Linked DNA regions of Homo sapiens: all the other regions are linked to region 2. The links are chromatin loops, found by intact Hi-C in ENCODE. Cell type or tissue: HepG2. All regions are shown on one strand. Each heading gives the region's core, and the rest is flanking DNA. Links, peaks and the distances in the headings are about the cores only.

What was found. A loop is a pair of places that touch in the nucleus more often than their neighbours do. Peaks named below come from ENCODE experiments on the same cell type or tissue, not always from the same donor. Only the 100,000 strongest peaks of a DNase experiment are listed, where the experiment ranks them.
Region 1: a loop joins it to region 2, with 6 times the contacts of the local background. A loop is called at or near these places in 5 of 110 quality-filtered maps.
Region 3: it touches region 2 in a loop (3-fold over the local background); 2 of 110 quality-filtered maps call a loop at or near these places.

The regions. Positions count from the first base shown.
Region 1 is chr12:71,467,834-71,475,833 of GRCh38, forward strand. The region is part of intron 1 of LGR5 (leucine rich repeat containing G protein-coupled receptor 5); the gene reads left to right. Among named protein-coding and RNA genes, the nearest start is that of LGR5, 32 kb to the left of the region's middle. RefSeq lists a silencer at 4,902-5,102. In HepG2, for the core only: no CTCF peak of the experiment used is centred there; DNase peaks (open chromatin) are centred at 1,538 and 4,728.
Region 2 is chr12:71,533,076-71,541,075 of GRCh38, forward strand. It overlaps LGR5 (leucine rich repeat containing G protein-coupled receptor 5), which reads left to right. Exons shown (of 18, transcript NM_003667.4): 4 at 2,040-2,111. LOC105369833 (a long non-coding RNA gene) reads right to left here. Exons shown (of 4, transcript XR_001749200.2): 3 at 902-981. Among named protein-coding and RNA genes, the nearest start is that of LGR5, 97 kb to the left of the region's middle. In HepG2, for the core only: no CTCF peak of the experiment used is centred there; DNase peaks (open chromatin) are centred at 3,356 and 3,986.
Region 3 is chr12:71,410,318-71,421,192 of GRCh38, forward strand. No RefSeq gene overlaps it. Among named protein-coding and RNA genes, the nearest start is that of LGR5, 24 kb to the right of the region's middle. RefSeq lists a silencer at 5,423-5,472. In HepG2, for the core only: a CTCF peak has its summit at 5,511 (motif pointing right); DNase peaks (open chromatin) are centred at 1,484 and 5,514.

The DNA.
Region 1 (8,000 bases), core at 1-8,000, 65 kb before region 2:
AATCCAAAGTATTTTATTGTTTAAACTTGCAAAGCACATTCCATCTAAGAATTTCACAGAGCCTTATCTGATTCCTTATTAATTCTCACAAAGTTGAGAGAAATGCTTTTAAAAATATTACATAGGCTAAGGAACATTATGTCATATTAATGTGGGATAAGCAGATTGATTTTCACTAAACATTGTGAGAGTTTAAAAGGGTAATTGAATATTTTTAATGCTTTAGCCTTCATCTATTTAATTTGTTTCTATATTTATTTTGATGGCCAGAAGCTGTGCTGTAAATGACAAACTGGTAGGCAAGACAGTACCCAGACAGGTACATGTAGTTTTAGCAAGACTACTGGGACATTTGGAAAAATAAAATAAAATGTTGTCTGTTTTTAAAGGCAACAGTTGTAAAGTTGTCAGTCTGAGTCTCCTATTTGCACTGATTGCACTTGATAAAAAATAACAAGCTGTGACAAATAGAAGGGCAAAGTTTCAGTAATTCACTAAAGAATGTCTCTACCCAAAGCTTTGTGGCAAAAAAATGTCTTGTTTGAGGCACAATTGCAGAGTTGAAATAACAGCCCATGAATACCCTGGAGAAATGACTATGTACCCAAGGTGAATGCTAAAGCCTTCCCTCTTGAATGAGCCTTTTAATCAAGGCATTATCTAGGCTCTGAAAAAGTCTTCAGTGGTCCTACCTAAAGATTAATGGGAAAAGCCGAAACTCTGAGTTGGCCTATTTGCAGAAACAATTTTAAAGATTTACTGATGGTTGACAAATGCCATTTAAGCTTTCAAAGCCAGCCATATGCTTTTGAAAAGGATTTAAAGGAAATCCTCCCACTACAGAAGACAACTTTGAAGGATCTCTGTGGTAGCCTCTTTTTTTTTTTTTTTTTTTTTTTTGGTGCGTGGACATGTTGAGTTTTCTCTTTCCTTCCTTTTTTCCCACATCTTTGCTAAATTCCTAAAACGTGGGGCTCAGAAAAGGAATAATATATTTCTGTATTCAGAAGGTACTCATAATTTTGTTTGTCAGTGAGAATTAGATAAACTCTTGCCAAACAATTGTGTATGTTGAGAATATCTTTCTCAATTACCTTTGTATTAATATAAGAGCTGTAAATAGCCCCCCAAATATTAAAAGTGTAATGTCACATTGTTCGAAAAGAGAATTGATGCTTTCTAAATGTGTTTAGATTTTGTTCAATTTTTGTATTTTCGTTTAGTTTAAATTTATGTTTAGTTTTAATGTGGAGATTATTTTCTACTTCCAGAATGACTATGGGCACCATTTTCCTTCTACATTCATTCTCTGAGCATTTTGCCATTGGTTTTTGGCCAGGTGAATTTATTCAGCCTGAAAAGTAACCGACTTCCAAAGAGATTATATTTAAAACATTTCTTCATAGGGTAAAAATCTGAATGCAATTTTAAAATATTACCCAGTCATAATGTGGATTAGAATTGCCTCACTTCACACTTTGTCATTGCCTTCTTCTACTAACTTCAGTGGAATCTCGAGGTGATTTCATAAACAGGGCAAACTCCTGGCGTCCTCTGGCCTGATCCTGGAGGCTGAGATGAGTCACTGTGTGCTGGGCGGGCCTGTCACTCCAATTGCCTGCCTCCGCGTGGGCGCTGGGAGTGGGAATCAGTGCGGTTCAGGAGCAGCACGCTCTGGCCTTGTTTGCCCATTTCCCTGGGCCGCTGACAGTGATCTGACAGAAAGCGACACTGACACAAAGAAGCCAAGAGGGGCAGGAGATGGGGGTGAGGTCAAAGCGGAGAAACTGAGAAAATCCAGTGAAGTGGAAGCTGAAAGGATAAACGCATGAAGGCTTAGAGCCGCTTCTCGGCCCACTTCAGTCGGCCACACCTCCCCCAAACCCTGGAAGAAATGCCCCCACTTAACTGCCTTGGTAACAATTAAAGGCCCAGTGCCATGAAGGAAGGAAGGGTTTTTACAGAAGTGCCTTAAATCCCACTGCCTCCCCGCCGCCCCACCCGCCAACACCTAGAAAGTCTTGTAGTGAGTTTCCTGCTCTTTCTTTTAAAAGCAGGAACCTAATGAAGGCTCACCTCTAGGCAGAGTACCATCGCACAACACACATTCCAGTGTGCAGGGCCCTTTCTTGTCCTCCCTTCTCACCTGGATTATTGAAGTGACCCGCTGTGGGCTGACTGTCCTCTAATTCATTCCCAGGCCACCACCAGGGAGACATTTCTACCTCTGCTAAAAAACCTTCAGTGCCTCCTGGGGGTATCCATACCACCAGCAGTATCCAAAGTGATCTTAGTTGATACTGGGTCATGAAATCTAAAACATCTTATCACCTAAAGGGAAAGTTGCTCCCTTTTCAATTTCCCTTCAGCCCTTCTGGCTTCATCAATGAGAAAGTCTTAGCCAGGGTTAGTTTGTCTTCCACACCTCTGTTGCTCTCACTAAACTCCCTTTTTATCAAAGGGAGAACAGGCTTCAGGCTCAGTTTGACTTGGCAGCAGCTAACTAGGAATATAACTAGAATTTATTAACATTGTTTGGTTTTCATTGTATGTACTTTAACAGTTTCCTTCCATGTATGACAGATGATACTGGTTTTCTATTTACAGGTAATGATGGATCTTTTCCACTTTTATTTAACTTCCCTAGGTAATTTGAGTCCAATAATATATATCCATAGGTCTATAGATATGTCTACATACACACATATATGTCTTTATGTATGTAGATGTGTGTATACACATACGTAACACAAATGTGTATAGAATCATATTTAAGTTACTGTCCTTATAGCAAAATAATGAGTTTGGGAAACACTAGAGTATGAGATAAAATCCAAACGCAGCCTATAAATCTTGCTATAATCTTACTCCCACCCCATCTCTAGGCAGGCTCAACTTTCTGCACTGCCTCATGGACACCTTACAACAAACCATCTCTGACAGAACATGTGCTGTCCCTGCACGTGAGGCCAAGATTGTCTTCCTCACTCTACTCTACCTAGATGATCCCTCTTCATCCCTAGATTAGGCACTAGGCCACCCCTCAATGGAGCTTTTCTGCCCCATCTTACCCATGTTCCCCTTGTCTGAAGTATGCTCCCCTCCAATGAGCTCCCGCAGCATCTTGGTTACATCTTTATTAGAGCACTTACCAAATTCATAACTATTTGTTTGTCTCCCCTCCCCATGAGGACAGGAATGTTGTTCAGATCCCTGACACACCTATCTGGTGTACAGTATTTGTTCAGTAAATGTTTAATGAATTAACAAATTCTTTTTATCAGGAAGGCAAATTATCAGAGCTACCTAATAATCAAAACTTTTTAATAATAATATAGTAAATGATTAATAAATAATGAAGTCAACCATAATGGGTAAGAATAAGGGCTCTATCAAAATGTGGAAATAACCCAAATGTCCACCAACTGATGAATGGATAAATACAGTGTGGTATATCTACACAATGGAAAATTATTCAGCAATTAAAAGAAATTAAGTACTGATACATGATACAATATGAATGAGCCTTGTGTGTGAGTCTGTTTGTACAAAATGTCCAGAATAGGCAAATCTATTCTGACAGAACTAGAGACAGAAGGCAGATTATGTTGCTTACAGCTGAGGAGTAGGAGGATGTTGGACTGGTTAGTGACTGCTAATGGACATGGGATTTCTGGGTGATGAAAATGTCTGAAGTTAGATTTTGGTAATGGTTGGAGAACTATGTGGATATACTAAAAATCACTGAATTGTAATACTTTAGGTGAGTTGTATGGTATATGAATTATAGCTCAATAAAGCTGTTTTGTTTTTTTTTTTTTAAGAGTGAGGGCTCTAAGAAAATTTGTTTTGAATCCTCCGCAACTTACCAGCTAGTGATCATGGGCAGGATATTTAGCTTCTCTGTGACTCAGTTTCCTTCCTATAAAACAGGAGTAATAACAGCCCCCACCACAAAGGATCATTATGGAGACTGAATAGGCCAAGCACAGTGCCTGTGACATAATAGCACTCAATAAATATTAGCTATCATTATTACTAAAAGAGTATGTAGTATATTCTGAATCATGAGGGAAAAAAACAACATATTCTAACATACTTGTAATAGTCTTTGTGTCTTAGTGACATGCCTTCAGAATGATAAAATAAACTTTGGGGACTCAGGGAAAAGGGTAGAAGGGCGGTGAGGGATAAAAGACGACACATTGGGTACAGTGTTCACTGCTTGGGTAATGGGTGCACCAAAATCTCAGAAATCATCACTAAAGAATTTATTCATGTAACCACACACCACCTGTTCCTCAAAAACCTAGTGAAATTTTTTTAAACATAGTGATGTGCCTGCAGCATATATAACATTCTTAGTTAATAAGAATACTTTTTACTTACTCATATACTAATTTTATATACCATGTACAATTCATGACAAAATGCATGCATATACATACATTATAATGCCATTTAAACCTTAGAATAGCCCTATGAGATAACTATTATTATCCCCATTTTATAAACAAGGAAACTGATGCAAAAGGTAACTTGCTCAAGTTTCCATGCCTCATACATGGCAGAACAGAAGCCGTCTGACCTCCAGGTCAGTGTTCTTTCCAGGACACCAGGCTCTCCCCGGAGCAAGTATGCCCACAGATACATACCCAGTAAACAGGGAAATCACTCCAAGGGAGAGCTGCCCCAATAGATATAATAGGTTTCACAAAGCTGTCCTTATTCAAACATATCTCCCACATCAAACAACCACAACATGTCCTCCTATCTTGTGTGAGATTTTACAAGAAGAAATATTCTTTTGAAATGGAAAATAGGCAAAGCCTTTGTTTCAAGAATGTTGTTAAACAAACATAACCTGAGAAAGGATAGGGCTGGGGGATCCATACCACAAGGGTGTGATCCTTGTCTCTCAACACTGGCATTGTAACACTATTAAGAATACTGGCTAAACAAGAGCTTCTAACATCTGACTTCCATCACTCTAGTCAGTAGCAAAATATGTGTTACACATGGCATATGAATTCCACAGCACACGTTGATTGTATAAAGCACATTCTATGATCAAAAAGGACAATGCAAACCTAATCCTAAGTGGATAGTAGAATTCACTTGGAATATCTGGGAGCAACCTTTATGGCTTTAGGTTAAATTCTCTCTCCCCAAGAGTGAGTATTCAATGAATAGAGTGATAGAAGCTTCAGTGCACATATACTATGCTATCAATAATTCATATATGAACATAATCGATTTTAGTATTTAATTATTGCTAAATCTCCACCCTCAAAGAGATTACAATCTAGTCTGAAAGATTTTAACGGTGGCCATGTCTTACAGGATCTTACATTCCCAGCACATCATGGATCTGGCACACAGAAGATTCTAACAATCAACATTCATAGAAATGTTGGTTGAGTGAATAAATAAGTGAATGAATTATGATTTGGGAGGAAATTGTGTAGTAGGTTTATAAATTATCATCTTTTCAACACTTAAAAAAATATTCATTATTAATTTGTTGAATGATGAATGGCAGGACTTTAAATGAATTAATGTGACAAGCTGAGTTTTCAGAAAGAAACTGAAAAATGAATGGCATTTTGGTTAATTTCCACTGCCCTGTCTGTTTTATTCATTTAAAAAAAATTTTAAGTCGGGGCATAATGGCTCATGCCTCTAATCCCAGCACTTCAGGAGGCTGAGGTGGGAGGATCCCTTGAACTCGGGAGTTCAAGACCAACCGGGGCAACATAGTGAGATCCTGTAACTACAAAATATTTTTATTAAATAAATAAATAAATATAAATATAAAAATTTAGAATTTGGTTTAAAAAGAGGGATAAATTTGCAGTGATAATTTAAGTCATCCTTAATTTTAAGAATATGATTATTCAATTTACCAGATTACTAGTGTTTTATTATTATATATAAAACAAATGAAATTACAGAACAATTATCTATATATCCTTAGATCCTGAAGTAATACACTCTGTATTCATTTGCAATCATTAAAAATTTAGAGTCAGTTTACCATCCTACCAAGTAGCTAAGTAACAACACCTCGCTTTCCCAGAGGTCAGTCTTCTTGCAACTTCAGCCTCTTAAAACAAATCCAAGAGTTGAAAAAGGATGCTGAGTGTCGAATATTACTGTACAAATCTCATGCACTAAAATCTCTTCAAAAATGAGCCCTGGGATCTCTTTCACATCCTATTTGTTTTCTTTTACATATAATCCAGATAAGCTTTCTTATTTGGCTTTTGAATGTACGTTGAATATATATTTCAATTCTATAAAAACTAAATACAAAAAAAAAAATCCCTTTCACTTTTCATTGATAACTGCAGGACTTATCAACTAATAACCCAAAAAACAGCAAAGGATAAACAATTCAGAAATTAGAACCAAAAAATAAAGCAAAGCTATCTATCACCATTTGGTGTGTTAACAAGGAATCCCACAGTTTTCACTCATTAGTTTCAAAAGTTGCTCCCGAGCAGGTACTGGTGTTTATAAGATGGTGACCATGAATGATAAGAAAAATTAAAATTCTTTTTAAGACAGTAAAGTATAGAATAAATTACTAAAATATTCCTATACCAATTTTTAACATTGAAACTGTCTTGGCACTTTAAAGGATAAGCTTCAGTTTAGGTGGGAGACCCACACCTACAGAAAAATCTATTTTAAAATCGACCCAGTAAGTGGGGAGAAGTTATTTTGGTATTTAAAGTTTATAAACGGATGGTTTAGTTCCCCAATCTTTTAAAATACTACCATTAGTAAATATATTACAAAGCAACATATGTTAATACTCTCTAGATTATGTCCTTGCCTGTATTCAATTTCACATGACAGTATGTGGAAAAATCAATTTACTTAATTTTAAGCTTGTAGGGCTTCTTTTAGATAATGTTCAAAACTATAAACAATGTAGCAACTGATCGTCTTCTAGAATGAGTCTGATAAAAAGTGAATTATGTAATTCTTGAACTTGGAAAAGGAGGAAAAATACATCATAGCATAGAGTTACTTTAAAGCTTTAATGTTGGCCAAGGGAGATTAAATTGCCTTTGGGGTGTACAGATGCAGAAGATTCCGTTGGTGTGCTTTTCAAAGCAAAGACAGATGATATTAGGAAATAAAGCATGAGGGCTTCTGCTTTAATCTGTCCACATTAATGTTTTGATCTGTGACTAATTGGAATTGCAAGTAGGGTTCAAGAAGATTCTCAGCCAATCTGAGGCTAGCAGACATGTAAGTCTCCCAAAAATGCATCTAGGAAGATTGCTTGACCACAAATGAAAGAACGTGTGAAGAATTGTTCTAATTTAAGCCTGTTAGTGCATCTAATTCAAAATTAATATGGAATAATGACACAAAAATGACAAAAAAAAGTTGGCTATCAAGAAAGAAGGAAAATAAACTAAAATATACTATACAATCTCCAAAATTAAAACACTGTTCCCTTTATACGTCTTTAATTTAAAACAAAAGAAAAAGAACTGCCACCCAAGAGATTTACTAAATCCAAAGATGATGTCATTTCCCTGCTTAAAGTCCTAGAGTGGCTCCCAGAGCCTCCAGGATAGTCTGAACTTCTCAACGTGACATATGAGGCCAGCTTGATCTGGCCTTGGCTGTTGATGCTTTTCAGGCCTCCTAATGGGTCGTGTTGCAACACAAGCACTTCCATTCAACTATGCCAATCTATTGTAGTTTCTGCAGAACAGCCTGCTCTCTTATGCTGCGACGCTCTTGTACATGCTGTTCTCCTACCAGAAATGCTTTTCCTTCTCTCACTCATCCCCCCCTTATCATAGCTGATATTTCTTTTCAAGACTCAGTTTAAGTGTCAGGGCCTCTTGGAACCCTAACAAAAGAAAGGTTGTGATTAACAGTTTAATATAAGTAAAAAGAAAATTCTCAGAGAGTTTAGTGGAAGAAGAGATTAATTCCTAATCAGCTAAGATCTAGGAGAGATTTTTATGGGA
Region 2 (8,000 bases), core at 1-8,000:
CCTGGGATTACAGAATCCCAGAACTTTGGGAGGTTGAGGTGGGAGGATCACTTGAGGTCAGGAGTTTGAGACCAGCCTGGCCAACATGGTGAAACCCCATCTCTACTAAAAATACAAAAATTAGCCGGGCACGGTGATGCATGCCTGTAGTCCCAGCTACTCGGGAGGCTGAGGCAAAAGAATTGCTTGAACCCAGGAGGCAGAGGTTGCAGTGGGCCGAGATTGCGCCACTGCACTCCAGCCTGGTGACAGAGTGAGACTCCGTCTCAAAATAAATAAATAAATAATTAAATAACTAAATACATAAATATTTAGCACAGCATGGGGTAGTTCTCAGTGTGTGGTGCCCTGCTCAGCAGTATTGGCGTCACCTGAGAGCTTGTTACAAGTGTGAATTTCCTGGCCCTTCCTCAGACCTACTAAACCAGAAACTTTGGGATGGGGCCCAGCATTCTGTTTTAACAAACCTTCCAATGGCTTCTGATGAACCCTAAAGTTTGACAACCAATGGCATAGAGTTTTCTTTTTCTCTGGCTCATTAAATTGTCAAACCCAGTACAAAAATTATTAGTTTCGAGAAAGGGCCTATTAATGTACATTAAAAGGGCCAATTTTTACTGAATGCTTATCATGTAGCAAGCATTGTTCTATGAACCTTCACTCATTGAATCATCACAATGAGCCCTGCAAGGTAGGTGTTATTACTGATCGCTGAGGCATAGAGAGATTTGGTGATTTTCCAATCTCTAGTGGCAGAGAAGAGGTGGTCAGATTTGAGAATCCATATTCTTAACCATACCGTTCACATGCAATCTGAGAATTTACACAGTCAGCACATATGCCTCAAGAGAATGCTGCCTGGTGCACTGGAAAACACACCAAGCTTTGGAGTTAGACACACCTGGGTGGAATTCCAGCTAGTCAAGTAGTGAACAGAAAGAAACTTCCTTTGCAGAGATGAAAGAACCAGGCAGATTGTTTCTGAAACACAAATACAAGTTTGCAACTTAATAAGTAGAAATATTTCTTTAAAACTTCTGCTTTCCTAAAATAGTCTTCTGCCTCAGGCTTACATGGACTACAAAATACTGGGAGAAAAAAAATGTGCTGCAGAATTCTTGTGTTATAAACATTTATGAATAAGGTAGCAAAATATAAGGAATCTCATGGGAATTTGTTTCCATGCTATTTCCTCATTAGCAATGATATATTTTTATTTCATAGCTTCCAGGCGTTTCCATTCTGTAGTCCCCATATTATGAAAAACTGTTCAAGATTTTCAAGTGCAAGTGCAAAAACACAAATACTTCACAAAAAGAATTTAGCTTATATCAAAATAAAGCCATGCAGAGAAGGGAGACAATTTTAGCCTCCTACCATTATCCTTATTTCCATTTGGTGTAACTTATACAAGTAGCAGATCCTTTAAAAAACATATATAAGAGCATGTCATTTTCCTACATATGCCCTTCAACAGTGGTTTCTCATCACACATAAAATAAAGCCTTATGGTGGCTGGCAAAGCCCTCCATGAGATGGTCTCAGGCTCTCTCTCCCAACCTCGAGTCCTCACTCATTCCTCAGAAACAGTTGGTCCTTTGCTGCTCCTTTAACAAGTCAAGCAAGCTCCCTCCAGCCTCCAGCCCTTGTACTTACTCTTCTCTTTTCCTTGGTAACTTTTCCCAAATATTCACAAGGATTTTCTCCCTGTATTCCTTCTGGTCTCCAGTTAAATATCACCTTTCAGAGAGACCTTCCCTGACCACCTTTAAAATAAAAATCTCACCCCCTGATACCATCTATCCCAAATTCATAGTTTTGTTTTTTATTCATAGTACTTATCACTTGTCTCATGTTAATATATTCATTTGTTCATCTTTAATTATCTTCACTCTTCACAGGAATTTCAGCTCCCCAAAAGACAAGACTTTGTCTGATGCTCTGTTGTTTTTCTGACACCTGGAACAGTGCCTGGCCTTGTTTAGGCCTGTTATTGTTCATTTTTTTTAACATTTTTCTTTATTTCTTTTAACATACAGTATGCTGCAGAATAATCAGCTAAGACACGTACCCACAGAAGCTCTGCAGAATTTGCGAAGCCTTCAATCCCTGTAAGTATAGTAGACATTGCAAAATATATTTAAGATCAATTTGGGAAGAAGCATTGAAATGTTCAGTTGACCATTTTAGTATGTTCCTTGGTTGGGAGTCATACCTAAATGTATTGTGAATGAGAGCCCATTAGAGTAACAACTCTTCATAGCCTCATTGAGCAATATGTATGGGAGGAACCAGTGTTGGAGTTTGGGGTTTTAGGGTGGACATTTAATTGCAACATCTCCAGTCCAAAGCACTACTTCCAAGATCCTGTCCTACATTCCCTTGTAATATTCTTGCTTCTGAATTCGAATAAGAAATAGTGCTTTCCTTTTACCTAAAAAAAAAAAATAGATGCTGTAATCTAGACATTTTGACATCTTTGATTTATTCTGTTTTAGGATTATTTGAGTTGCCTTGTAATCAAGTTTTTTCGAGTCAAATAAAGGCTTACTATTTTAGTACTGCCTATATAATACATTAGGGATCCTCAAGTCAGGAGCCTAAGATCTACTGGTATATCCTGAAGCTTCCCCATCACAGAACACAGATGTGCAGACATGGCCATAAACAATCCCACAGATACAAACATACCTTAGATTCACACACCACACACAGACACATGGACTCACAGAGGTGTTGGTGTTCCCTACTCTGAATCCACAACTTTTCCATCAGGAGTTTCCTACCCCCCTACACACACTGATTTAAAACTTCTGAATAAATAAAATTACTCACAAAAGAACATTCTCCCAGCTAAATGTTTTGGAACTTGTATTGTAAGCAGTTGATTGTAGTGATTACTTGGCAAGTCTATACCACTACTATTTAGTCAGTAAATCTTCCTCCCATTAGAATGTATAAGTGTTTACAATATACTGCATGATGTCCAATATATCACACGTGTGATATATGCTGTAATTTTACTTACAATGGAGATGCACATCTGCCAAACAAAATACTGGGTTGTAGTTCGTGATGAGGAAGATAAATGCATTAAAAGGGCAAATAAATATTGATAAATATTGTGGACTCCAGCTGAAAATTGTTGTAAAGAATCCTTCGGTTAATAATTACATATAGTTTGCTTAATGCGTTTTACCGAGGTAACATAGAAGGAGGACTGTGAGATTTGAAGATGATACTTTCGTCCTTTGATCTTTTTTTCTTTTTAATGAAAGAAAATCTGTGCTTGAGATCATTTCAAGCCTTTTACTCCAGTCAAACAAAGTGACTTCCTAGGTTTTCACCAGCCTATAGATAAACAAGCCCACAAGGGCCCCTTTGTGGTATGAGATAGGTCTGTTGTATTTTCTGGAGCTCCTTAATGTCATGACAGTATCACTTCTCCTTTGTTGCACAAGCCTTTACCTGAAGGAAAGAAGAAACAGCTGGAGAAGCAAAACAGCCTCAAGTTGGGGTATCTGTGTGGCAAAATTGAAATGGTGATAATGGCGGTAGCCAGTAGGAACTTTAAACAGCTGCAAGGCAGGCAGTAGATAGAAGGATAAGAGTTTGTAACCAAAAGCCACTATCAGCTGAAAGAAGATCACAAACAGAACACAAACAGAAGTGAACTCTTTGAGAAAAAGAAAACCATGAATCTTTTGTTCACTGGAACTGGTGGTGCCTGCCTGATAAAGGTGTTCAGATTTAGTTTCTTACAGTCTAGATATTCACTGTTCACCAGGTGTCTCTACATTTGGTTTCTGGTTTTGCAAAAAGAATAACATTTTGAAACTTTATAACTATGTGTTCCCTGTGAAAAGGTCAAGGGTTAACTTTCTGGTTTGACACTGACCACATCCAAACTAAAGGATCTAGATAGATACTCGGCCCCCAGTTCACACTGGATTGTATCAGCTGGGTTATGCAATGTTTGTCAGGGGCCCCTTTGTCCAGAGCACAGACAGACCAGTGTGAGTGTTGAATGTTGACAATGTGTGCCAGTGTCCCACTTTTTCTCACTGATATTTTTTGTGCAGCTTTGATGCAAGACTTAAGAGTTGTCAAAAAAAAAAAAAAAAGCATGATATGTTGGGAGGTTAAAGTGGGAGGATCACTTGGAGGCCAGGAGTTTGAGATCAGCTTGGGCAACATAGTGAGACACCCCCACTGCCATCTCTACAAAATAAAAATTAAAAAACTTAGCTAGGTGTGGTGACATGTGCCCGCAGTCCCAGCTAGTCGGGAGGCTGAAGCAGGAGGATCACTTGGGCCCAGGAGTTTGAGGTTACAGGTTACAGTGAGCTATATCATGCCACTGCACTCCAGCCTGAGCTACAGAGCACCACTCCAGAGTAAGAAAAGAAAAGAAAAGAAAAAAGAAAAGAGCATGATAAACATAGGCTGAACCACCAACTCTGCAGATACCATATTGTACCAACAAAAGGAGTGCCCTACCCATACATACACAAGGCCAGTTTGGAGGTTTAGGGTATATTGTGCCCCTTTAAAGTTCTATTGTCCTGGTTTTAAAGTATTTAATTGTACTTCTCCTTCTTCCTTTAAGCACGTCTAAAAATAAAAACATTAGTTTGAATTTACTGATCATTACAAACATGCATTCCTTATCCATTCTCCATTCATTTTCCAGGCCATACGTTAGCCTCTGTGCTTCCGTATCAATAAAGTAATGATGAGAGTAGGACTCTGCCTCATCCACACTGCCAATGCCTAGAAAGTCTCCACTCCATTGCCATCTCTTCTTGGACTGGAGTCAACCCTTAGATCTTCACTTAGCCTTTTTTTCTACATGGTTTCCCTTTTTTTTTCTTTTCACTCTCTTGAATTCACTTTATTTTTCTCCACGTTATTATTTTTCTTGGATTATACATTCACTCTTTAAGAAGCACTCTACCCTTGATAGGGGCTGTGAGCTCATTGTCTTTATACATGCCTGGCCTTGTATAAAGAGTAATGGCAAAAACCACATTTACTTTTGTACCAACTGAATAACTTCTACAGCAGGCCTTCTCAACACTGGCTACAAATAAGATTCTTCTGGAAAGACCCAAAGCCTAGACTGCAGCCTAGAACAATTAAAATCAGAATCTCTGGCCAGGTATGGTGGCTCATGCCTGTAATCTCAGCGTTTTGGGAGGCTGAAGTGGGAGGATCACTTGAACCCAGGAGTTTGAGACCAGCTTGGACAACATAGTGAGACCCCTGTCTCTCTATAAAAAATTAAAAAGTTAGCTGGGCATGGTGGCCTGCGCCTATAATCCCAGCTACACATGAGGCTGAGGTGGGAGGATCACTTGAACTCAAGAAGAATTCGAGGGTACAGTGAGCCCTGATCATGCCACTGCACTCTCTGAGGATAGGACTCATGCATGCACTAGTGTTTTCTAACTGGCTTAATTGCACAGTTAAGTATTTCCTAAGTGAAAATTAGGAAAACTATTGACCTGACCTGGAGCATTCCCTCAGATGATCTGCAAAGTATTCTCCAGAACTCTTTTCAAACCTGAAATTACAAGCTTGAGTAATGCAGTGAGATGCTGTCTCTAAAAATAATTAAGTAAATAAATAAAATTGGCTGGGCGTCATGTGCATGACTGTAGTCCCACCTATGCTGGAGGCTGAGGTGGGAGGATCATTTGAGCCCAGGAGTTTGAGGCTGCAGTGAGCTATGATCCTGCCACTGCACTCCAGCCCGGGCAATAGAGCAAGACCGTGTCTCTGAAAAAAAGGAAAAGAAATACCTGAAATAATAACAAAATCCATACTTTGCACTCTTCTATGAGCTAATAATATACTTAAAATATAAAAGTCAGGCATTGTCTTATTTGTGTTTAATTGAAAACAGCTTGCATGCCTATGCATTCCACTGATAACCCAGGGAGATAAAGTTAAGAGGCCACATGCTCTATCACCCTGCTATTCAGATTTGTTCTGTGGGCCAGCAGCATCAGCACTGCCTAAGAAATGCAGAACACTTGGTCTCAGCTCTGTCTTACTTAAAAAAATCTTCATTTTAACAAAATCCTAGGTGATTCGTAGGCAAAATGCATTTGAGAAATTAAAATTGTTAGTGTTCTATAACACTAACAAAGTGGTCTACAAATCAAAAATGGTTGAAAACGACTGACGTAGATCATTTGCATTCTTTGCTCCACCCATATACACTTGGCTTCCTTGAATAAAGTTTAGGAAATTTGATACACTGAAATTGGTAACATTGCTGTCAGGAAGAAACAAATTGTGCTCATGTTTCAAGGAATGTTAATTTTCCACTTATTCCACATATACAAAAGATGTTTTGTTCATAATGGAAACACATAGGTACACTTGTGGTTTTTTTGTTTTGTTTTGTTTTTTGAGTTGGAGTCTCACTCTGTTGCCCAGGCTGGAGTACAGTGGTGCGATCTCAGCTCGCTGCAACCTCCACCTCCCAGGTTCAAGCGATTTTTCTGCCTCAGCCTCCTAAGTAGCTGGAATTACAGGCACCTGCCACCACGGCTGGCTAATTTTTTGTATTTTTGTAGAGACAGGGTTTCACTATGTTGGTCAGGCTGGTCTCGAATGCCTGAGCTCAAGTAATCTGCCTGCCTTGGCCTCCCAAAGTGCCGGGATTACAGGAGTGAGCCACAGTACCCAGGCCACTTGTGTTCTTTTAACTCTTCTGATGCTAACAAATTGCTGGGCTAAGGAATAAGAGTGCAGGCCCACAAGCCAGAGCCCAGAAGCCCAGAGCCTGCCCCTGTACAGTATGTACATTTGGCTTCTGACATGGCAATGACTTCCCAGACACCAATTAGATTTTTTGTAATGTAATCAAATATAACCTAATTTCCTTTCTGTTTTTTGGAAGGGAATAGGAAATGTAATCAGAATTCACAGTAAGCTGTATTTTACCAAAAAACTTTTGGGAGTATAGACATTTGAGGACTAGAATCAGATTACAGTGATTTGATGGAAACTCAAAACTTAACCCTCCCATACCCTCACACTTTTATATTAATAGTTAAGAAATCAATCTATTTAAAAAATTGCTTCATTTGTGATTGTCATTAATGAATTTTAAGCAACTCACTGTCACTAGTGAAGTTCAAGATGACCAAAGAGAGTTGCATATTCATGTTTGTCCAGATAACCAGAGTACTATTTAATGCCTGTTGGTTTTTATTCCAAGTGTGCACAAGTGAAGCTAACTGTGGAATTTGCATAATCGCAAAGGTAATAGGTTGGCAAATAGAAAATGAAAGAAGAATTAAACATATCTTTATTATTGTCTCTATTCTCCAATTAACTAATATTCATCTTCAGAATATGACTATATTTTAAAACTCAAGAATAATGTATAATTTCTGCCTGGCACACCAGCTGCCCATACATCTTATTATGATATCATCTTCAGGGCTATAGAACCCACCCCTGGACTCTATAAAATGTCAATAACTTCATCGGATTCTGCATGGTAATCTTTTCCTTACAGTAGTCAAAAAAGAGAGAGAAAATAAGTGAGAGGAATGGGTGAGGAGGAAGACATGGGGCTCACTGTGCTGAGCAGGAGGTAAGACAAGCCTAGAACCAGGAGCAGTTTTCTCCCATTAATATCCAGGAGGCTATTGGGCTTCAGACATGGGATATAGAATGGGAAGGAAGTAACAGAAGACAAGGAAGTGTAAGCAGACCAAAAGAAAGAAGATGAGGTAGCCAAAAGAATAAGATTAAAGGATCAAAGGGGTTAAAAAAACAGTGGTTTTAGTATTGGTGATATTCCTTCCACTAAAATAGTCTCCAGAAACAGAAATCACAAGCCTATACAATAAAAATGAACCGTGACTTTAGTTTGTTTTGCTTTCTTCACAAAAGTGCCAGGGTATTAGGTACGTATTGGGATGGAGGTGAACTTAGAAGTTCTAGAGGCCAAAGCATTTGTCTATTGCACAGTGAAG
Region 3 (10,875 bases), core at 1,310-9,309, 120 kb before region 2:
AAAGATCACACTAGCTGCCCACCAATGGATCAAACCAAGAAGAAATCTCTGAATTCCCAGATAAAGAATTCAAAAGCTTGATTATTAAGCTACTCAAGGAGATACTAGAGAAAGGTGCAAACCAACTTGAAGAATTTTTTTAAATACAGGATGTGTATGAAAAATTATCCAGAGAAATAGATATCATAAAGAAACAACAATCACAACTTCTGGAAGTGAAAGACACACTTAGAGAAATATAAAATGCACTGGGAAGTTTCAACAATAGACTATAACAAGTAGAAGAGAAAACTGCAGAGCTCAAAGAAAAGGCTTTCAAATTAACCCAATCAGACAAAGACAAAGAAAAAAAATTAATGAGCAAAGCCTCCAAGAACTTTGAAATTATGTCCAACAGCCAAACCTAAGAATAATTGATGTTCCTGAGGAAAAAGAGAAATCTAAAACTTTGAAAAACTTATTTCAGCCAATAATTGAGTGAAACTTCCCTGGCCTTGCTAGAGATCTATACTTCCAAATACAAGAAGCTCAAAGAATACCTGGGAAATTTATTGCAAAAACATCATCACATAGGCACATAGTCATCAGGTTTTCTAAAGTCAACACAAAGGAAAGAAGTTTAAGAGCTGTGAGACAAAAGCATCAGATAACCTATAAAGAAAAACCTATCAGATTAACAGCAGATTTCTCAGCAGAAACTTTACAAGTCAGAAGGGATTGGGATTCCATGATTATCCTCCTGAAGCAAAACAATTGTCAGCCAAGAATTTTATATACAGCAAAACTAAGCTTCATAAATGAAAGAGAGATAAAGTCTTTTTCAGACACTGAATTTGCCACTACCAAGCCAACACTACAAGAAATGCTGTAAAACAATTCTCAATAGTGAAATGAAACTCTGAAGTACACCAAAGTAAAACCTCCTTAAAGCATAAATCTCACACGGCCCATAAAACAATACAATGAAAACACAATGAAAAAGAAAAACAAGGTATTAAGGCAACAACTAACATGATGAATAAAATAGTACCTCACATCTCAATACTAATCCTGAAGGTAAATGAATTAAATGCTCCAATTAAAAGATACAGAATGGCAGAATGAATAAAAATCCACCCACCAAGTATCTCCTGTCTTCAGGAGACTCACCTAACACATAAGGACTGTCATAAACTTAAGGTAAAGGGGTGGAAAAAGATATTCCACGCAAATAGAAACCAAAAGTGAGCAGGAGTAGTTACTCTTATATCAGACAAGACAGACTTTAAAGCAACAATAGTTAAAAAAAAAAAAAAAAGATCAAGAGGGACATTATTTAATGATAAAAGGATTAGTTCAACAGGAAAATGTCACAAACCTAAATATATATGCACCTACTACTGGAGCTCCCAATTTGATAAAAACAATTATGACTAAACCCAAGAAATAAGATAGACAGCAACACAATAATAGCGGGGACTTCAATACTCCACTGACAGTACTAGACAGGTAATCCAGACAGAAAGTCAACAAAGAAACAGTGGACTTAAACTATATCCTAGAACAAATAGACTTAACAGATATTTACAGAACATTCTACCCAACAACTGAAAAATATACATTCTTTCATCAGCACATGGAACATTCTCCAAGACAGACCATATGATAAGTCACAAAACAAGTCTCAATAAATTTAAGAAAATTAAAATTATATCAAGTATCCTCTCAGACCACAATGGAATAAAACTGGAAATTAATTCCAAATAGAACTCTCAAAATTATACAAATACATGGAAATTAAATAATCTGCTCTTGAGTGATCTTTGGGTCAACAATGAAATCAAGATGGAAATTTAAAAATTCTTTGAACTGAATGATAATAGTGACATAACTTATCAAAACCTCTGGGACACAGCAAAAGCAGCGCTAAGAAGAAAGTTCATAGCATTAAATGCCTACAACAAAAAGTCCAAAACGGCAGAAATAGGCAATCTAAAGTCACACCTCAAAGAACCAGATAAACAAAAAACAAAATAAACCCAAACCCAGCAGAAGAAAAAAAATAACAAAGGTCAGAGCAGAACTAAATGAAATTGACACAAAAAAAAAAAAAAACAAAAGAAAAATGAAACAAAAAACTGGTTCTTTGAAAACTTAAACAAAATTGATAGACCATTAGCGAGATTAAGAAGAGAGAAGATCCAAATAAGCTCAATTAGAAACAAAATAGGAGATATTACAATCAATACTCTAGAAATACAAAAGACCATTCAAGGCTACTATGAACACCTTTATGCACACAAACTAGATAACATACAGAAGATGGCTAAGTTATTGGAAATGCATCACCCTCCTAGATTAAATCAGGAAGAAACAGAAACTCTGAACATACAAATAACAAGTAGCAAGACTGAAACAGTAATATTTTTTTCTTTTTTTTTGAGACGGAGTCTTGCTCTGTCGCCCAGGCTGGAGTGCAGTGGCGTGATCTCAGTTTACTGTGAAACAGTAATTTTTTAAATTGCCAACAAAAAGAAAGTCCAGGACCAGATGGTTTCACAGCTGGACTGAAAACTGAACTAAACGGGGAAAAGTTGGAAGCATTGCCCCTGAGAACTGGAACAAGACAAGAATGACCCATTTTCACCACTTCTATTCAACATAGTACTGGAAGTCCTAGCCAGAGCAATGAGACAAGAAAAAGAAACAAAAGTCATCAAACTGGTAAAGAGGAAGTAAAACTGTCACTGTTCGCGGTTGTTATGATCATATACCAAGAAAACCCTAAAGGTCCATCCAAAAAGCTCCTAAATCTGATAAATAAATTCAGTAAAATTTCAGGATACAAAATCAATGTACACAAATCAGTAGCACTGCTATACACCAACAAGAACCAAGCTGAGAATCAAATCAAGAACTCAACTCCTTTTACAACACTTGCAAAAAAAAAATAAAATGCTTAGGAATATACAGAACCAGGTGAAAAATCTCTACAAGGAAAATTACAAAACACTGCTGAAAGATATCATCAATGACACAAACAAATGGAAATACATCCCATGCTCATAGATGGGTACAATCAATATTGTGAAAATGACCATACTGCCAAAAGCAATATATTGCTTTGATGATGCAAAGCATCATATTGCTTTTGGCAGTATGCTCAAAATTGCTGCAGATTCAATGCAATTCCCATCAAAGTACCATCATCATTCTTCACAGAACAAGAAAAAAAAACATAAAATTCATATAGAACCAAAAAAGAGCCTGCATGGCCAAAACAAGGCTAAGCAAAAAGAACAAATCTGGAGGCATCACATTACTCAACTTCAAACTATACTAAAAGGCTATCGTTGCCAAAACAGCATGGTACTGGTATAAAAATACACTTAGACCAATGGAACAGAATAGAGAACCCAGAAATAAAGCCAAATACTTAGGGCCAACTGATCTTCAACAAAGCAAACAAAACATAAAGTGGGGAAAGGACACCCTATTCAACAAACGCTGCTGGGATAACTGGCAAGCCACATGTAGAAGAATGAAATGGGATCCTCATCTCTCACCTTATATGAAACTCATCTCAAGGTGGATCAAAGACTTAAATCTAAGGCCCAAAACCATAAAAATTCTACAAGATAATGTTGGGAAAACTCTTCTAGACATCTGCTTAGGCAAAGAGTTTCTGACCAGGAACCCCAAAACAAATGCAACAAAAACAAAAATAAATAGACTTCTGCCCAGCAAAAGAAATAATCAGCAGAGTAAACAGCCCACAGAATGGGAGAAAATATTCACAAACTATGCGTCTGACAAAGGACTAATATCCAGAATCTATAAGGAGCTCAAATATGCAAGAAAAAAAAAACAAATAATCCCATCAAAAAGTGGGCAAAAAACATGAAAACATAATAGATATATAATCAACAGACATGAAAAATACTCAACATCATTAATTATTAGGGAAATGCAAATTGAAACCACGGTGAGATACCACCTTACTTCTGAGATAATGGCCATTACTTAAATACCAAAAAATAATAGATGTTGGCATGGATGTGGTGACACTTTTACATTGCTGGTGGGAATGTACACTAGAACAACCACTTTGGAAAACACTATGGAGATTCCTTAAAAAACTGAAAGTAGAACTACCGTTTGTTCCAGCAGTCCCAATACTGGGTATCTACCCAGAGAAAAAGAAGTCATTTCATGAAAAAGACACTTGCATGCTTATAGCAGTATAATTCACAATTGCTAAAATATGGAATCAGCCTAAATGCCCATCAATCAATGAGTGAATGAAGAAAATGTGGTATATATACACCATGGAATAAAAAGGAATGAAATAATGGCATTCACAGCAATGAATGGAGTTGGAGACCATTAGTCTAAGTGCAGTAGCTCAGGGATGGAAAACCAAATATCATATGTTTTCACTTATAAGTTGGAGCTAAGCTGTGAGGACACAAAGGCATAGGAATGACATAATTTGGAAACTCGGAGGAAACAGTGGGAGGGGTGAGGGATAAAAGACTACACATTGGGTACAGTGTACACTGCTCAGGTGACGGGTGCACCGAAATCTCAGAAATTACCACTAAAGAACTTATCCATGTAACCAAAAATCACCTGTTCCCCAAAAACTATTGAAATAAAATTTAAAAATTTTTAAAAGAATAAATGACAAAAGACACATTAAATTTAAGCTGTCTTTCTCTTAGGCGCTACTTTGTAAACCTATCCAAAAGAGCATGTGTGAGAATGTAATATAGTATAACCACTTTAGAAAAAAATTGGCAGTTCCTCTAAATGTTCAGTGTAGATATGACCCAGCAATTGCATTCCTAGGTATCTGTCTACTCAAGATAATTGAAACATATGTCTACCTAAAAACTTAAACACTAATGTTTATAGCAGCATTATTCATAATAGCCTAAAAGCAGAAACCTCATTGCCCATCAAATAATGAATAGATTAACAAAATGTGGTATGTCCATATAATTGAATACTATTTGTCAATAAAAACTAATGAAATACTGATCCACAACACGAATAAACCTTAGAAACAGTATGCTAAGTGAAATAGGCAGACACAAATAAACATACATTGTATGAACCCATTTATCAAATGAGTCCAAATTAGTTAAGTCTATGGAGACAGAAAGTAATTTAGTGGTTTCCAGGAGCTAGTGGCAGAGGAGGTAGGGTAAAAGAAAGAGAGCTGTAGCCAATGGATAGAAGATTTCTTTTGGGGCGATGAAAAATGTTCTAAAATTAGATTATGGTGATGGTTGTGCAACTCTGTAAACACAGTAAAAACTAATTGTACACTTTAAACAAGTGAATCTTATTGTATATAAAGTATATATCAATAAGACTGTTAAAAATTGCTTTAAAAACAGCATGTTTGCTTCCTACCTTGACCAAGAGGAGACTAGCAACAACAGCAAAGGTGTTTCATCCCTATCTTTAGCAACATTTGCACTTTTCGTCAGCCCTCTGCTAAACGCATCATTCACTACCAGCAGAGGGAGCTAAAATGATAGTGTTAACCAATCTCTGCTCCCAATCACGCATCCTGTGAAGACAGTAAAAGACTATTTTCAAATTTAAAGAAAATTAGGGACAGTTGAGTTTGTCCCTACTTATTTCTACTTATCAAAAGGATTGAAAAGTTGATGTGACTATTCGTCTCTTTAAAACAAGTTCATATTGATCTACTTATACATCACAGCTTCTTGATTGCACAATATTCTCCATAAGAATATCTAGATATAATGTGATAGAATTCGACATTTGACCAAATCCTTTTGTTCTCTTTCCTTATCACTTGCTTTTTAGACAGTCAATAAAATGCAGCAAAACAAAAAATTTACATCCTCCCATGAAACCTAATCATTACATACATGCATCTCCCAGCTTTACCCCTGCTCCAGGATCAACCAATTTGTAATGTCATTACAGTGCTTAGGATATTACTGCAAAATAAACATTGGCTATTTTTGTTATATCCCAGGTTGATAAAACAGCTTATGAAAGGGCATTCATTTATTCTAGAAATGTTATTGAATGTCTTTTATGTTACCAGGCAGTGGTGAAAAAAAGCAGATATAGAAAGTGCCCTTGTGTGACTTACATTTATATGGGGAGGGGTCTTGATATAGAATAAACATACGAATAAAATGGAACACCAAATTGTAATAAACACTTTGAAGGAAAGGCAGAAAATAATTAGAGAAATTATAACAGGGGCTGGGGGGACCTAATTTAGATTGGGTGGTCAGGGAAGGTCTTTGAGGAGGAAGCACTTACCCCTAAGAATGGAGAAGATAATATTCTAGGCAGGGGAAATAGTATTCCGTGAGCCTTGAGGAAGGAAAAGACTAAAGGAACTTCAAGAAAGCCTGGGGCCTGTGATGAAAAATGGTACTGGCTGAGGTTGAAGAGTAGGGAGAGGGCCAGACCAGGTCAGACCCTGTAGGCCATGTTAAGGGATTGATATTCTATATTAAATGTAATGTGGAGCCACTGAAGAATTTTGAACCCATACGTGGGTTATCATTGTTGCATGTCTAATAAACCATTCTGGCCCTAGAGTAGAAGCTTGATCAAAGAGGCTCAAAAGTAAATGTGAAAAGGGCATGCTAATGTAAGGAAATCAACAATTTTTTGTGAATTGAATGTGAGATTCAGGAGGGTTGGGAAATTGTGGAAGTCATTCTAGAAAATCAATGACACAGTCCCCAGCCTATTTCAGGGCAGGCTCCAGAATTCATGGCACAGTCTGTGTTCATTCCATTTCCCTGCTAACACCACTCCTAGCTACATCCTCAAAAAAGGATCAGCAACTATGAAGAGCATAGCCAAGCAACAGTAATTCTGCTTTTCCCTCTCTCAGGTTATGTAGAATCAATCCTAAAAAAGAAAAATAATAACAAACTACTCGCATGCTTCCCTGAGAAAACACGCCTAATTTAAAAATATATACGTGCTTTCCTAAAACTGTGGGCCCCTGTTGCTCCAGCTGTTAGAGTTACAATGGTGCATCAAATGAGGGTAATCAATTTAACACAGATGAGTAAAGATATAATATTTCAAGCTGAGCATTGGAATTAACTAAATTTACATGCATGTTGTAGTGGAAAAAGCAGGGAATGTAATTTCAGAGGACATGGGGTCAATCCTTACTCAACCACTTACAAGCTCTGTGACTTCAGGCAATTTACTCAACTTCTTTAAACCTCCAGGTCCCTGTGTGTAAAATGTAGATAATAATAATGTCCACCACACAGAAAGGTTATGAACATGAAATGAGTATGTTAAATGTTCAATGGCTTTTCGATGTAATTATTTTAAGAATATACTTCCAAAAATGTAATCAAGTTCCTCAAAATAAATTTCTATTAAAAATAGAAATCATTCTAGAAAATAGCATTTTCCTTAATAACATTTAACTTGATTGAACATATTAATCTAATTTAATAAATTGAAATATGTTAGGTAGTTCTCTGCATCAAAAAAGTACCATACAAACAACTATAAAGGAACTAGTTATAACTTTTCATTATTGTAGAAGTGCTAGATATCAGGAAAATAAAGGGACATGAAATAAATGGAATGTAAAAAATACCACCTTAGGTTCTAAAGAATGAGACTACTTATTTCCAAAGGCATATCAATATACCCTGGAAACAAAATAATCATTCAGTGTAAAAGCATTATGAAAATATTTCCAGTATCTCAGTTCCATCACTTACTCATTATGTGACTTTACACACTTAAAAGTCTATAAACGTCAACTTCCTCATTTATGAAATGGAGATAATTGAACCTAATTCATAGGTTGATTGTGAAAAGTCAAATAAAATTGTACTTGTAAAGCACTTTAACACAGTCCCTGACACAAGTAGGTACTGAATAAATGTCAGTTGTCATTGATATTATTGTTGTTGTCTCAATATCTGAAAGTATGTTCTAGGTTTTTTGCTTAGAGAATATTTTGGGGTGTTTATTTCAGATATTTTCAAATAGAATAAGTGAATTCATTCCAAGTAGACCCAGTCTCCATCACAATTAACCAAGTGTAGTGGCATGCACCTGTAGTCCCAGATACGTGGGAGGCTGAGTGGGAGGATCTCTTGAGCCCAGAAGGTTGAGGTTGCAGTGAGCCACGATCATGCCACTGCACTCCAGTCTGGGTGACAGAGCAAGACCTTGTCTCAAAAAAAAAAATTACTCTTTCTAAGGGTTATTAAAGACCTCCACAATGCTAAACCTTATAGACGTTCTCCCTCTTCATTTTAAATTAATTATGAGTATAGTTTACTATTGATCACTCCTTGTCGCTTGAGATAGTTTCTTTCATAGCTACCAGACACTGCTGTCTTCTAATTTTCCTCTACTCTTACTGGCCACTTCTCCCTAATCTTTGCTGGTAATGATTCTGTGCATCAGCCTCTGCAGTTGACCTTTTATAGGCTAGCTTTCAGAGCACTTCAGGTTCAGTACCTGGACCTCTTCCCTATTCTACCTCTACCCATCCCATTAGTGATCTCAACAAGTATTGTGGCTTTTAATACTATGTACATTCTGACAATTACCAAATTTTAATATCCATCCTAGAGTCCTCCTCTGAACACCAGACATATATATTCAATTACATATTGTTTGCATTCAGACATAATATACTCTCTAAATTAACACATTCAATTCCTGCCTCCTTTTCTTTTCTTCCAAACTTTTTCTTCCCACAGTCTTCCACATCTCAGTTAACGACAGCTTCATCCTTCCTGTTGATCACAACAAAAACCTTGAATTCTTCCTTGATTATTCCCTCCCTGTCACAAACTTCAAATCCAATTCATCAGCAAATTCTGTCCAATCTATTTTCAGGACATATCCCAAATCCAGCCCCTAATCCAGCCGCTGGTTTCACTTCCACCGTTATCACCCTAGTTCAAGCCACCACCTGGACTAAGATATCCTTGCCTTTTCCTCCACCCCTCTTCATAACTCATCTCTTCCCCACCCAACAGACAAAAACATTCCTTTAAGTATAAATTAGATTGCATCACTCTTCTGCTCAAACCCTCCAGTGACTCTCCATCACACTCAAAGTGAAATCCAAAGTCCTTGCAATAGCCAGTCAGAGACCATCCTGAAGTCCTCCTTCCTTTTCAGTGCACTCCAGCCACACTGGCCTCCAACTGCCCATCAGACATGACAGCCTGCTCCAGCCAGCTCAGGGTCTTTCTATTTGCTGTTTCTTCTGTCTGGAAAGCTCCTCCCCATGGATGCCTGCACAGCCCACTCTCTGATTTTCTTTAGGTCTTTTATCTGACATCACATCTTAGTGAGCCCTCCCCTGGCCATTCTACTTAAAACAGAAATTCACCCTCCCTGACCTCACACTTCTTACCTTCCCATCACTGCTTTTTTTAATTACCACCTGACATTCTATATATTTTAGATTTTAGAATATGTTATATTTTATTAATTTTATTCTATTTATTGTCTGCCTCTCTAGAATGTAAACTTACTCTAGAATGTAAAGGGCAGGGATTTTTATTTGTTTTTGTTTGCTTGCTATTCCTCCAGAACCAAGAGGATCTTGCCATAGCAGGCACTCAATAACTACTTGTTGAATAAGTGGCAATGACGAAGGAAAGCCAAAAATAGATGTTAATTGACCTCCTAAACATTGTTAAAGCCTTAAGCCTTCTGGCACTTAAGTAGTTCAATTTTAAACTTAAACAATATTTTAATGTGCCTGTGAAACAAAATCTAGTATAGCACACATAATAGTTGGTCCCAAGCCAGGTGCAGTGGCACCCACCTGTAGTCCCAGCTACTCAGAAGGCTGAGGTGGATCGCTTGAGCCGAGGAGTTTGAGTCCAGCCTGAGAAACATAGTGAGACCCAGTCTCTAAAAATTTTTTTAACAAAAATACTGGCCCAGATCCCATACTTGCTAAAGGTAAGCCAGGCACAGAGCAGTGAGAGGTGTGTGGGCAAGCGAACACAGGGTCTGGCCACTGCACACAGCCAGTCACACTGGCTGTTGCAGTGGGGCGGGCAGCTCCAGGCACCAGCACAGGTGCTGGCTCTGTGCAAGGCTGTGGCTGGAAGAGATGTACTGCACACATCCACTGCAGTCACTCGTGTCTGGATGGGTGGAACACCATGGCACCCAGAAGCTTGGAGATGCCAGGAACTGCAGAGCCCCAAAGAGGGTGTCACAGCTCTGGCTCAGGGAGCCCCTAGGTCTGGGTTCCCCAAAAGGCCATAGTTCTTCTGTTTTTCTCATCACCCACAATATGGCAAGAGGCATGTGGGGGTGTTTTTCAGGCCTGTTGTGTTATAGCTATTTCAGTCCTGTCATTCAGTAGGTCCTGAGTTCTTGTCCCATGTCCAGAAAGAACAAGGTACACAGACAACTGGAGGGCAAGGAAGGCAGAGAGGAGCATCACTGAGCAATGGAACAGCTCTCAGGACACCCACAGTGGGTAGCTCCTTTCCATAGGCAAGTCATCTTGACATCTATTCAAGTCTAGCTGAGTCTAGGGTTTTTATGGGCTCAGAAGGGAGGAAGTACATGCTGATTGGTCCATGGGTGGCCATGAGCAGGCCCAGAAGAACCAGCAGCCCAGCCCCAGGCTTCAGGCAGTCACTGGCTTGAAGGTGCAGTTTCACTAGGGACCCACCCTTTTCTGTCCAGATGTCTGCCTGCCCTCATTAACATGCTGTCCACCATGCCCAGGCTGCTCACAACAAGGGGCACCTGCAGGCCCATGCAGAGCAGTTCTCAGTTGCCCTGACATCCCTCCCTGAGCTCATTGTTGCCCAAATCTTCAAACGGGGGCCAAGGTGGCAGGGGGCTGGTGTGTCAGTGCCA